Regions from separate parts of the Homo sapiens genome. Here region 2 is linked to region 1. A link is an interaction called in ENCODE POLR2A ChIA-PET data of the cell type or tissue named here. Cell type or tissue: PC-3. All regions are shown on one strand. Each heading gives the region's core, and the rest is flanking DNA. Links, peaks and the distances in the headings are about the cores only.

Region 1 (5,380 bases), core at 191-5,190:
GAGACCAGCCTGAGCAATGTAGTGAGACCATGTCTCTACAAAAAAAAAAAAAAAATTAAAAATTAGGTGGATGTGGTGATATGCATCAGTAGTCCTAGCTACTCAGGAGGCTAAAGTAGGAGGATCTCTAGCCTGGGCAACAGAGTGAGACCCTGTCTCTAAAAAAAAAAAAGATAAGTAAAGAAAGAAAAAAATAGCATACTGGTAAATCAAATCTAAGACTTTAAAAGAATAATATGTTAGGATCATGTAGGATTTATTCCAGAATGCAAAGATAGTTCAATATTTGGAAATCTGTGGCTACAAATCATATTAAGCAAAAAACATTTTGACCAATTTGATAGATGCATTTATGACTGTATATGTGAATACAGAAAAATATCTGAGAAGTTATATACTACATGTTTACACTGATAGTCCCTGGGAGGTGGGAGTAGAGAAATGTGAAAAGAAGGAGGCTAACTTTTACTTGTTATTTCACCTACTTCTCAATTATTTGAAATTTTAGAAGTAATTATTTATTTATTTATTTATTTTTTGAGACAGAGTCTCGCTCTTTCGCCCAGGCTGGAGTGCAGTGGCGCAATCTTGGCTCACTGCAACCTCTGCCTCCAGGGTTCAAGTGATTTTCTCATGCCTCGGCCTCCCAAGTAGCTGGAATTACAGGGGCATGCGACCACACTCGGCTGATTTTTTTATATTTTTAGTAGAGATGGGGTTTCGTCATGCTGGCCAGGCTGGTCTCGAACTCCTGACCTCAAGTGATCCACCACATCATCCTCTCAAAGTGCTGAGATTACAAGCATGAGCCACCGCACCTGGTCAAAAGTATTTTAAAGTATATGTTGTTTTGTCAATTAAAAAAACTTAAAATTCTTAGTAAAACAGAAACAAAAGGAGTTTCTGCTTAGGAGCAGAAACAAAAGGGTATCTCCTTCTCTTTTTTTTTTTTTTTTTTTTTTTTTGAGTCTTGCACTGTCACCCAGGCTGGAGTGCAGTGGCTCAATCTCAGCTCACTGCAGCCTCCGCCTCCTGGGTTCAAGCAATTTTCCTGCCTCAACCTCCTGAGTAGCTGGGACTACAGGCGCCCGCCACCACACCCGGCTAATTTTTGTATATACTGGGGATATACCCATCAATGTGGGATGCCTATAATCACCATTATTATATAACATTTCTCCCCAGGAGCACTAATCAATGTACTATTCGCCATCCAGGTCCATGAGTTCTGCATATGTGAGTCAACTGAAGACAGAAAATATTTGGAAAAAAAAAATTGCATCTACGCTAAACATGTATAGATTTTTTTTCTTGTCATTATTCCTTAAACAATACAGTATAGCAACTCTTTACACAGCATTTACATTGTATTAGGTGTTATAAGTAATGTAGTAATGATTTAAAGTATACAGGAGGTGCCGATTTAAAGTATATAGGAGGGGCTGGGCACGGTGGCTTACACCTGCAATCTCAGCACTTTGGGAGGCCGAGGCGAGCCAATCACTTGAGCCTAGGAGTTTTGAGACCAGCGTGGGCAAAACAGTGTCACCCTTGTCTCTACAAAAAATATATATATATAAATTAGTCAGGCATGGTGGTATGTGCCTATAGTCCCAGCTACTTGGGAGGCAGAGGTGGGAGGACCACTTGAGCCCAGGAGTTTGAGGCTGCAGTGAGCCATGATCGCACCACTGCACTCCAGACTGGGCGACAGAGATCCTGCCTGACAAAAAAAAAAAAAAATTATACAGAAGGATGTGCAAAGTGGATAAGGTTATATGCAAATAATATGCCATTTTATATAGGGACTTAAGCATTTGCAGTTTTTGGTATCCTTGGGAGGTCCTAGAACCTATCCCCCACAGATACTGAGAGAGGAATGTAATTAGTTAAGACAGTAAAATAGTACACTTAAATACTGGAGAGGAGGCAAGTTACCATTTACTGGAAAACCAAAAATAATTAGCTTAAAGACTATTTGAAATAGAAAGAGTTCAGAAGCCTTTCTACACAATAGTTTTTCTATTATGTATTAACATTAGCCTTTTCAAAAGTAGGATTTGGCTGAGTGCAGTGGCTCATGCCTGTAATCCCAGTGCTTTGGGAGGCCAAGGGGAAAGGATTGCTTGAGGCCAGGAGTTTGAGACCAGCCTGGGCAACACAGTGAGACTGTTTCTATAATTTTTTTTAATTAAAAAAAATGAATTCACAATTTAAAAGAACCAAAAAAAAAAACACAACTAAGTATAAAATTGGTATAAAATGTACTAATTTTGAAGTATCAAAAAAACCATGAAAGTTTAACAAAAGATATAAAAATATTTTAGGTACTTAGATAACTATTGTGCATTCCTGATCGGAAAGACTTAATGCTGTAATGATGACGATGATCTGTTCATTTTTCTATAAAATGAATATGACCCTAATCAAAACCTGCAAATGATCTATTTGGGATCTAGCCAGCCCAATTCAAAAGTGTGTTTGGTTAAGTGTTTCTTCAAGCTACTGGCAAAAAAAAAAAAAAAAAAAAAAAAAAAAAGTTTGTTTAAAAGAATAAATGTAGGAGTGTTGCAGGGGAACCCTGAAAAAAAAGAGAAACTGGGGAAACATTTTTCCCTATCAGGTATTAAAACAGTTTAAAGCTATAATAAGGACAATGTATGAAACAGACATTGGCATTTACAAGGCAGACTAGTAGAAGTGGTAGATCCCAATGTAAATGAGAATGAGCCCATGACACAGCATTTGAAATCAATGGGGAAAAGATTAATTCCTCTGAAAGTCACAAACCAGCAATCCACCATTCATGCCTAGTTTCCATATAGCATTTTAAAATAATTAAATTACGTCGAAATAATAAATTTAGAATTTTGCTGCCACCATATACAGATTGAAAGATCTTACACTATAAACCTGGGTTTCTTAATCAAGATGGTCTGAATTCCCCCAAGGCAACAACTAGCTGGGGCTAAGGAGCAGCTATTTCTGCAGGTGTCCGTTCTAAAGAGTTCCCACCCGACTAGACAGCTTCATTTATTTACAGTGCATGCTGGCCCCCCTGACAGGCAGCTGAGCTTCAGACTCTTGGGTTATTCACTGAATGATCTGGGGTCAGAAGACAAAAAGCATATAACAGCAGTGGGAGGAAAAAGCAAAAGTCTTAAAAATATCCATTATCTTTGATCAGGAAATTTGTTGGAAATACCCATATATGTGCAGTTATGTGAATGGTACCACAAGAATATTCACTGAAGTACAAATTAAAATCGTGAAAAGCTGGAAATCTAAATGTTCAACTATACAAATTAAGAAATATCCATTAAATGCAGCCATTTAAAATATTGTATCAGAATATCTAATGATATTGAAAGTTGTTCGCAAGATGTTAAATGAAAAAAGCAGAAGGTACAGTATAATCCCATTTTTTTTAAAAAAGCTTGTATATATTTATATACTCACAAAAAGAAAGACTAAGAGGAAGGCTGGTCACTAAAATGTTAGTGATTATCTTGGGTAGTAGGGGGACAGTAAGATCTTTTTTCTTATCTTTTTTTAACTTTAAAAATTGTGATAAATGGCTGGGCAGTGGCTCACGCCTGTAATCCCAGCACTTTGGAAGCCCAAGGCGGGCAGATCATGAGGTCAGGAGTTTGAGACCAGCCTGACCAACATGGTGAAACCCGTCTCTACTAAAATACAAAAAACAGCCTGGCCTGGTGGCGCGTGCCTATAACCCCAGCTACTCAGGAGGCTGAGGCAGGAGAATTGCTTGAACCCAGGAGGCAGAGGTTGCAGTGAGCCGAGATCGCGCCATTGCACTCCAGCCTGGGTGACAGAGCCAGACTCCGTCTCAAAAAAAAAAAAAAAAAAATTGTGATAAAATAACAGAAAATTTACCATCTTAATTATTAGTTTTTCTAAATTGTGGTAAAATGCACATGCCATAAAGTGTACCATCTTAACCATTTTGATGGGTACAGTTCAGTGGCATATTAAATATGTTCACATTATTATGCAACCATCACCACCACTGATCCACCTCCAGAACTCTCTCCATCTTCCAAAACTGAAACTCTGTACTAATCAATAAGTTCCCATTCCCCCTCCTCCCAGCCCCTGGCAACCACTATTCTACTTTCTGTTTCTAAGAATTTGACTACTTGGCTAGGCCTGGTGGCTCATGCCTGTAATCCTAGCACTTTGGGAGGCAGAAGCGGGTGGATCATTTGAGGTCAGGAGTTCGAGATCAGCTTGGCCAACAAGGTGAACCCCATCTCTACTAAAAATACAAAAATTAGCCGAGCGTGTTGGTACACGCCTGTAATCCCAGCTAATTGGGTGGCTGAGGCAGGAGAATTGCTTGAACCTGGGAGGCAGAGATTGCAGCGAGACACAGACTTTAAAAAAAAAAAAAAAAGAATTTGACTACTCTAGGTACCTCATGTAAGTGGAATCGTATATGTCATTTTGTGACTGCTTATTTCACTGTGCATAATGTCCTTAAGGTCCATCCATGTTGTAGCATGGGTCAGACTCTCCTTCCTTTTGCAGGTTGAATAGTGTTTTATTGTCTGTCTATACCGTGTTTGGTTCATCTATTCATTTGCTGATGGATTGCTTCCACCTTTTGTGAATAATGCTGCTATGATTGTGGGTGTACAAACATCTCAAGACTCTGCTTTCAATTCTTTTGGGTATATACCCAGAAGTAGAATTGCTGGATCATGTGGTGATTTTATTTGTAAGTGTTTGAGGATCCATCATACTGTTTTCTTTAGCTTTCTTATCTACTTTTACAATTTGCCTAAGGAAAAGCAATTTTAAGCATATATATACTTTTTTTTTTTTGAGATGGAGTCTCGCTTTGTAGCCCAGGCTGGAGTGAAGTGGCATGATCTCGGCTCACTGCAACCTCCGCCTCCTGGGTCCCGGTTCAAGCAATTCTCCTGCCTCAGCCTCCTGAGTAGCTGGGACTACAGGAACACACCACCATGCCCAGCTAATTTTTGTATTTTCAGTAGAGTTGGGGTTTCACCATGTTGGCCAGGCTGGTCTTGAACTCCTGACCTCATGATCCACCCGCCTCAGCCTCCCAAAGTGCTGAGATTAAAGGAGTGAGCCACTGCGCCTGGCCAATTTTAAGCATATTACAAAACAATACCATCTGCCTTTTTTTTTTTTTGAGTCAGAGTCTTGCTCTGTTGCCCAGGCTGGTGTGCAGTGGTGCAATCTCAACTCACTGCGGTCTCAACCTCCTGGGCTCCAGCACTTCTCCCACCTCAGCCTCCCAAGGAGCTGGGACTACAGGCACACACCACCAGACCTGGCTAATTTCTGTATTTTTTTTTTAGAGACAGGGGTCTCACCATGTTGGCCAGAC
Region 2 (5,380 bases), core at 122-5,121, 100 kb after region 1:
AAGAAATCTGCCTGCCTCAGCTTCCCAAAGTGCTGGGATTATAGGAGTGAGTCACTGCGCCCAGCCTCAGCCCTAATTTTAAGGCCAAGGAGCAGGGCACAGAGGCAGCAATTGGGACAGGGGTTGTTCAAGGTCCTCCACCTAGTCAGATGGCAAACGACTGTCAGATTGTTACCCTAAACTGGTAGGTCAATGCCAGCACTCTTAACTTCAAAAGAATTCTACCCTTCACCAAATTTCAATTACATCTCAGCAATTCTTGCCTATTGCCACTTCAGGACACCCTAACAGTTTGACTCGAATACTGGTCCTGAGCCTCTGATGCGTTAGGACCCCTTTTGAGAAGCTGCTGGGAGCCCCCCCATAGACCCCCATCAATGCACTTTGCACCCCAATGCTCTCTTGCTGTTTTTTGTTGTCACAGGACTTCGGAAGCCCATGCTATATTAACGACCCCAATCCTAGTGAATCCCAGAAAGGAATTCAGACCTCTCCTTTGTCCTGAAGAGCTAAAGATGAACTTGTTTCTCTTCTCCTCCTCCCTCTTCTGGTGAGGGCTGAGTCATGATGTTAATGAATGGAATTGTCACTGATACTTGACGTTGGTAGAGAATGACAAAAGAAATGTCCTCAAATGTCCTTCAAGGCTAGCTCTGGATGCACAGTGTCCAAACTGATGAGGTTTGAAAACCTCAACAGTGGCCAGGCATGGTGGCTCATGCCTGTAATCCCAACACTTTGGGAGGCCGAGGCGGGTGGATCACCTGAGGTCAAGAGTTCAAGACCAGCCTGGCCAACATGGTGAAACCCCGTCTCTACTAAAAATGCAAAATTAGCTGGGCGTGGTGGTGCATGCCTGTAATCCCAGCTACTTGGGAGGCTGAGGCAGGAGAATTGCTTGAACCTGGGAGGCAGAGGTTCCAGTGAGCCGAGATTGTGCCATTGCACTCCAGCCTGGGCAACAAGAGCAAAACTTCGAAAAAGAAAGAAAAGAAAAAAGAAGAGAAGGGAAGGGAAAAGAAAAAGAAGGAAAGAGAGAAAGAAAGAAAGAGAAAGAAAGAAAGAAAGAAAGAAAGAAAGAAAGAAAGAAAGAAAGAAAGAAAGAAAGAAAGAGAAAGAAAGAGAGAAAGGAAGGATGGAAGGAAGGAAACTTCAACAGTTATAATGCCAGCACATGGCTCATTCCAAGATCAGGAAGGCTTGGGAAATGTGTAATCTACCCTTTCGTCTCCTTACAAAACCCACTAGCTGACCTGCTGTGGTAGAGCCGCCTATGACACTTTTCAAAGCTCGCCTTCTCTGGGAGGGACCTCAGCCCTCATGCTTCTTCCTGGAGCTGCCCTGGCTGATCTCCTCCCAAGGCACTCAGCATTTAGAAACTGGGTATTGCTTTTTTAAAAAACATAATGGACTGTCATGAAATAAAAATATGAATTAAGTCCTCATTCCCAAAGTTGGAATTGATTTCTTCCTGCCCCAGTGACTGACAGTTCCCTGAGGATCCTCCTTCCTTCTATGAGTATTGATTTAGCACCTCCTCTGTGCCGGATGTTGCATGGGACGAGGGGGTATAAAGTGACAAAAATGGACACAGTCCCTGCCTCGAAGATTTAGAGATGATGGGATCGATGAACAAAGATGCATTCTTTGCAGGGTTGCTGGGCCCAGGCTTGGGGAGGGGGTATAATGATGTTAAAGGAAGAAAGCTGGCAAGGAGTAAAGGTCTGATTATTTCATGCGAGACAGCATGGGAGGCTAGCGCAGAGGAGAGGACTCAAGGCCAAGGTGATAGGCATGGACTGTGGACCATCCCCAGTCTCGGTTTTCCAGCTCACACGGGTGGGGTTTTGGGCTGAGCAGAGATCTGCTAGGGACCTATAATCTTTCAGAAAGGGTGAGGGCAGGGGTGGTTTAAGACATATCCCCCTAGAATCCACTAGGAAGAACATATTTGGAGCAGGCACCCTGGAGCCCTTGACTGACTGAAGCCCCCAGCCCAAGACCCCAAAGGAAGTGTGTTTGCTGAGAGGCCTCAACCCCCAAGGCTCATCTCAGCTCCACCTTGGCTCCTGCCTGGGTGGGTGGGGCAGCCCAGCCAGCTCACTTCTTACCCAGTTGGCAGTGCTCATAGTGTCCAACTCTGTCATGCCAAATCCCACAGCCTGCTGTATACAAATAAATGTGTCAGACATCAAGTTCCACTCCAAAGCCCTAAAGGAGTTGGCAAGCAGCCTGGCCGTACCCAAGACAAAGTTCTCTGGGCACCAGAACATCTGGCTTCTAGCCCAGGCTCTGTTTCAGTTTTGTGACCTTGGGCAAGTCCCTGGTTCATTCTGGGACTCTGTTTCCTCAGATATCACAGATAAAGGGCCTTCTCATTTTCTATCTGTGACTGGTCATCTAGGGCTCTGGGCTGGAATTCTGCTGCATCAGGTAGGGACAAGGCTGCAAAGTTGGGTGCTGCCAGGCCCCCCAGGCCCAAGGATGCAAAAGAAAACCAGACAGGAATAATCACAGTACTAGCTTGTAACTAACACATAACCAGCACTGCGTCTCAGACAATGTTTTATGCACCTTACACATGCAATCTTCGTAACAGCCCAATGAGGTACTATTAGCACCCTCACTTTACAGATGAGGAAACTGAGATACAGAGAAATTAGGGAAATTGACAAGGTCCTTTGGTTAGCAGAGTCACAATATATACTTGGGCAAGTGGGTTCCAGAGTTTATGCTCCTAACAAGCCAGCCATACCGAATAGTCTCAGGCCTGTTGGGTGACTGGGGTGGAGCAGGATAGGGACAAAGAATAGGGAGGTACAGAGAGTGAGGCACTTCAGGGTCCTCTAAACCCCTGCATCCACCATTCATCATCAGACCCTTTTGGAAAAATTTTTTTTTTTTTTTTTGAGATGGAGTCTTCACTCTGTCGCCCAGGCTGGAGTGCAGTGGTGCGATCTCGGCTCACTGCAACCACTGCCTCCTGGGTTCAAGCGATTCTCCTGCCTCAGCTCCCCGAGTAGCTGGGATTACAGGCACACGCCACCACACCCGGCTAATTTTTGTATTTTTAGTAGAGACGGGGTTTCACTACGTTGGTCAGGCTGGTCTCGTACTCCTGACCTCGTGATCCGCCTGCCTCGGCCTCCCAAAAGTGCTGGGATTACAGGCGTGAGCCACCGCACCCGGCCTGGAAAATGTTTTATATAAACCATGCGCATATATTAAATCGTAATCCAGGTGTTTTCATATGTTGTATTGATGACAGACACAGAGAACGGCCAGCTGGTGGTTTTGGTTACCACAGGAAGGGCAGTGCGATGCTCAAAGCTGACATAATTTCAGCCCAAAGCAAAGGCTACTAGAAAATCACCATCTCCCCATTGCTTGCCATTTTTATCCTAAGTACCGCAAGCGTGACTTTAGGTACTCCTCTCCTAGGAGGGCCTTACTTAACCCATTTGTAAAATGGGGAAAGGGTGGATGGGACGGCCTGTAAGTCCCAGCTCTCAAGATAGGTAATTCTCTACCTTTCTTCCAGGGAGATGAGAAGAAAGAACACTGCCTATTCCTCAGACTCCAGAGGAACTTTATGGGGGTGGGAGTGGGGGTAGGGGTGAAGCTGGGGTGAGGCTTCTGCCAGTGGAGGCATTGTGGGGGCATTGTGCTCTGCAGTGGGCTGGTTCTGGCTCACAGACTTGGTCCCTGCCGTGGAGGAGCCCAGGGTTTAAAGAGGAAGATAAAGACACACATACACAGCCTGTACACGTGAGAGGCAGCTCTGAATGTGGCAGGCAAAGGGGTCAGGCAGTGGGGACACAGAGCAGAAGGAGCCTGGCCTTTTAGGGGAATATTATTTCACTTTTTAAAAAGTGACAACTAACATTTGCTGAGCACTTAGTATGTGCCAGGCACTGTTCCAATTGCTTTACACAAATTAATTCATTTGATTATCTCCTATCAAGTGGGTACTGAATTACAATCCCTATTTTATGGGGAAATGGAAGCATAGAGAGATGAAGTAACTTGCTAAAGGTTATACAGATAGTAATGGGGATGATTGAGTTTCAAATCGAGGCAATCTGACTTCAGATTGCATCTCCCTTTTTTTTTTTGAGACGGAGTATCGCTCTCCTTTTTTTTTTTTTTTTTTTTTTGACGGAGTATCGCTGTGTTGCCTAGGCTGGAGTGCAGTGGCGCGATCTTGGCTCACTGCAACCTCTGCCTGCCGGGTTCAAGAAATTCTCCTGTCTCAGCCTCCCGAATAGCTGGGATCACAGGCGCCCACCACCATGCCTGGCTAATTTTTGTATTTTTAGTAGAGATGGGGTTCCACCACGTTGGCCAGGCTGGTCTCAAACTCCTGACCTCAGGTGATCTGCCCACCTCGGCCTCCCAAAGTGCTGGGATTACAGGCGTGAGCCACTGCACCCAGCTGCATCTTCTTAACCACTACTATATGCACTGCCTGAATTTAGGTGAAGCTCTATGAGGTCCTTGGCACCTCTCCATACAGCTCAGCAACACAGGATTTCCTAGGAAGCAATCGACTGGAATTGCTTAGCACAGTGGCTAAGATACTTGGTTATTGTGCATGGTGGTGCACACCTGTGATCCCAGCTACTTGGGAGGCTAAGGCAGGAGAATCGCTTGAACCTGGGAGGGGAGGTTGCAGTGAGCCGAGATTGTGCCACTGCATTCCAGCCTGGGTGACAGAGTAAGGCTTTGTCTCAAAAAAAAAAAAAAAAAAAGTGAACTTGAAGACAAAATAGTAGAAACTATTCAATCCAAAGGGTAGAGAGAGAACTATTTTTAACTTGAACAGCACAAAACATTATTGAATGAAATTAAGGAAGACCTAAATAAATGGAAAGATATCTCATGATCGAGAGACTTAATATTGTTAAGATGGTAATGCTCTCCAAATTTAACCACAGGTCAACACAATTTTAATCAAAATCTTAGCTGGCTTCTTTGCAGAAATTGACAAGCTAGTCCTAAAATTTGTATAAAAATTCAAGAAGACCTGGCCGGGCGCGGTGGCTAATGCCTGTAATCCCAGCACTTTGGGAGGCTGAGGCAGGCGGATCACAAGGTCAGGAGATCAAGACCATCCTGGCTAACATGGTGAAACCCCGTCTCTATTAAAAATACAAAAAATTAGCTGGGCGTGGGGGCGGGCACCTGTAGTCCCAGCTACTCAGAAGGCTGAGGCAGGAGAATGGCATGAACCTGGAGGCGGAGCTTGCAGTGAGCTGAGATCACACCACTGCACTCCAGAATCTGGGCAACAGAGTGAGACTCCGTCTCAAAAAACAAACAAACAAACAAAAAATTCAAGAGACCTAAAATAGTCAAAACATTCTTGAAAAAGAACAAA

What was found. ChIA-PET counts read pairs that join two places held together with the same protein. Peaks named below come from ENCODE experiments on the same cell type or tissue, not always from the same donor. Only the 100,000 strongest peaks of a DNase experiment are listed, where the experiment ranks them.
Region 2: POLR2A ChIA-PET joins it to region 1 with 6 read pairs; 6 of 35 experiments call an interaction of 5 or more read pairs at or near these places.

Annotation. Positions count from the first base shown.
Region 1 is chr15:78,114,737-78,120,116 of GRCh38, forward strand. The region is part of intron 2 of CIB2 (calcium and integrin binding family member 2); the gene reads right to left. Among named protein-coding and RNA genes, the nearest start is that of CIB2, 14 kb to the right of the region's middle. In PC-3, for the core only: no CTCF peak of the experiment used is centred there; no DNase peak of the experiment used is centred there.
Region 2 is chr15:78,214,675-78,220,054 of GRCh38, forward strand. The region is part of intron 1 of ACSBG1 (acyl-CoA synthetase bubblegum family member 1); the gene reads right to left. Among named protein-coding and RNA genes, the nearest start is that of ACSBG1, 17 kb to the right of the region's middle. In PC-3, for the core only: no CTCF peak of the experiment used is centred there; a DNase peak (open chromatin) is centred at 2,197.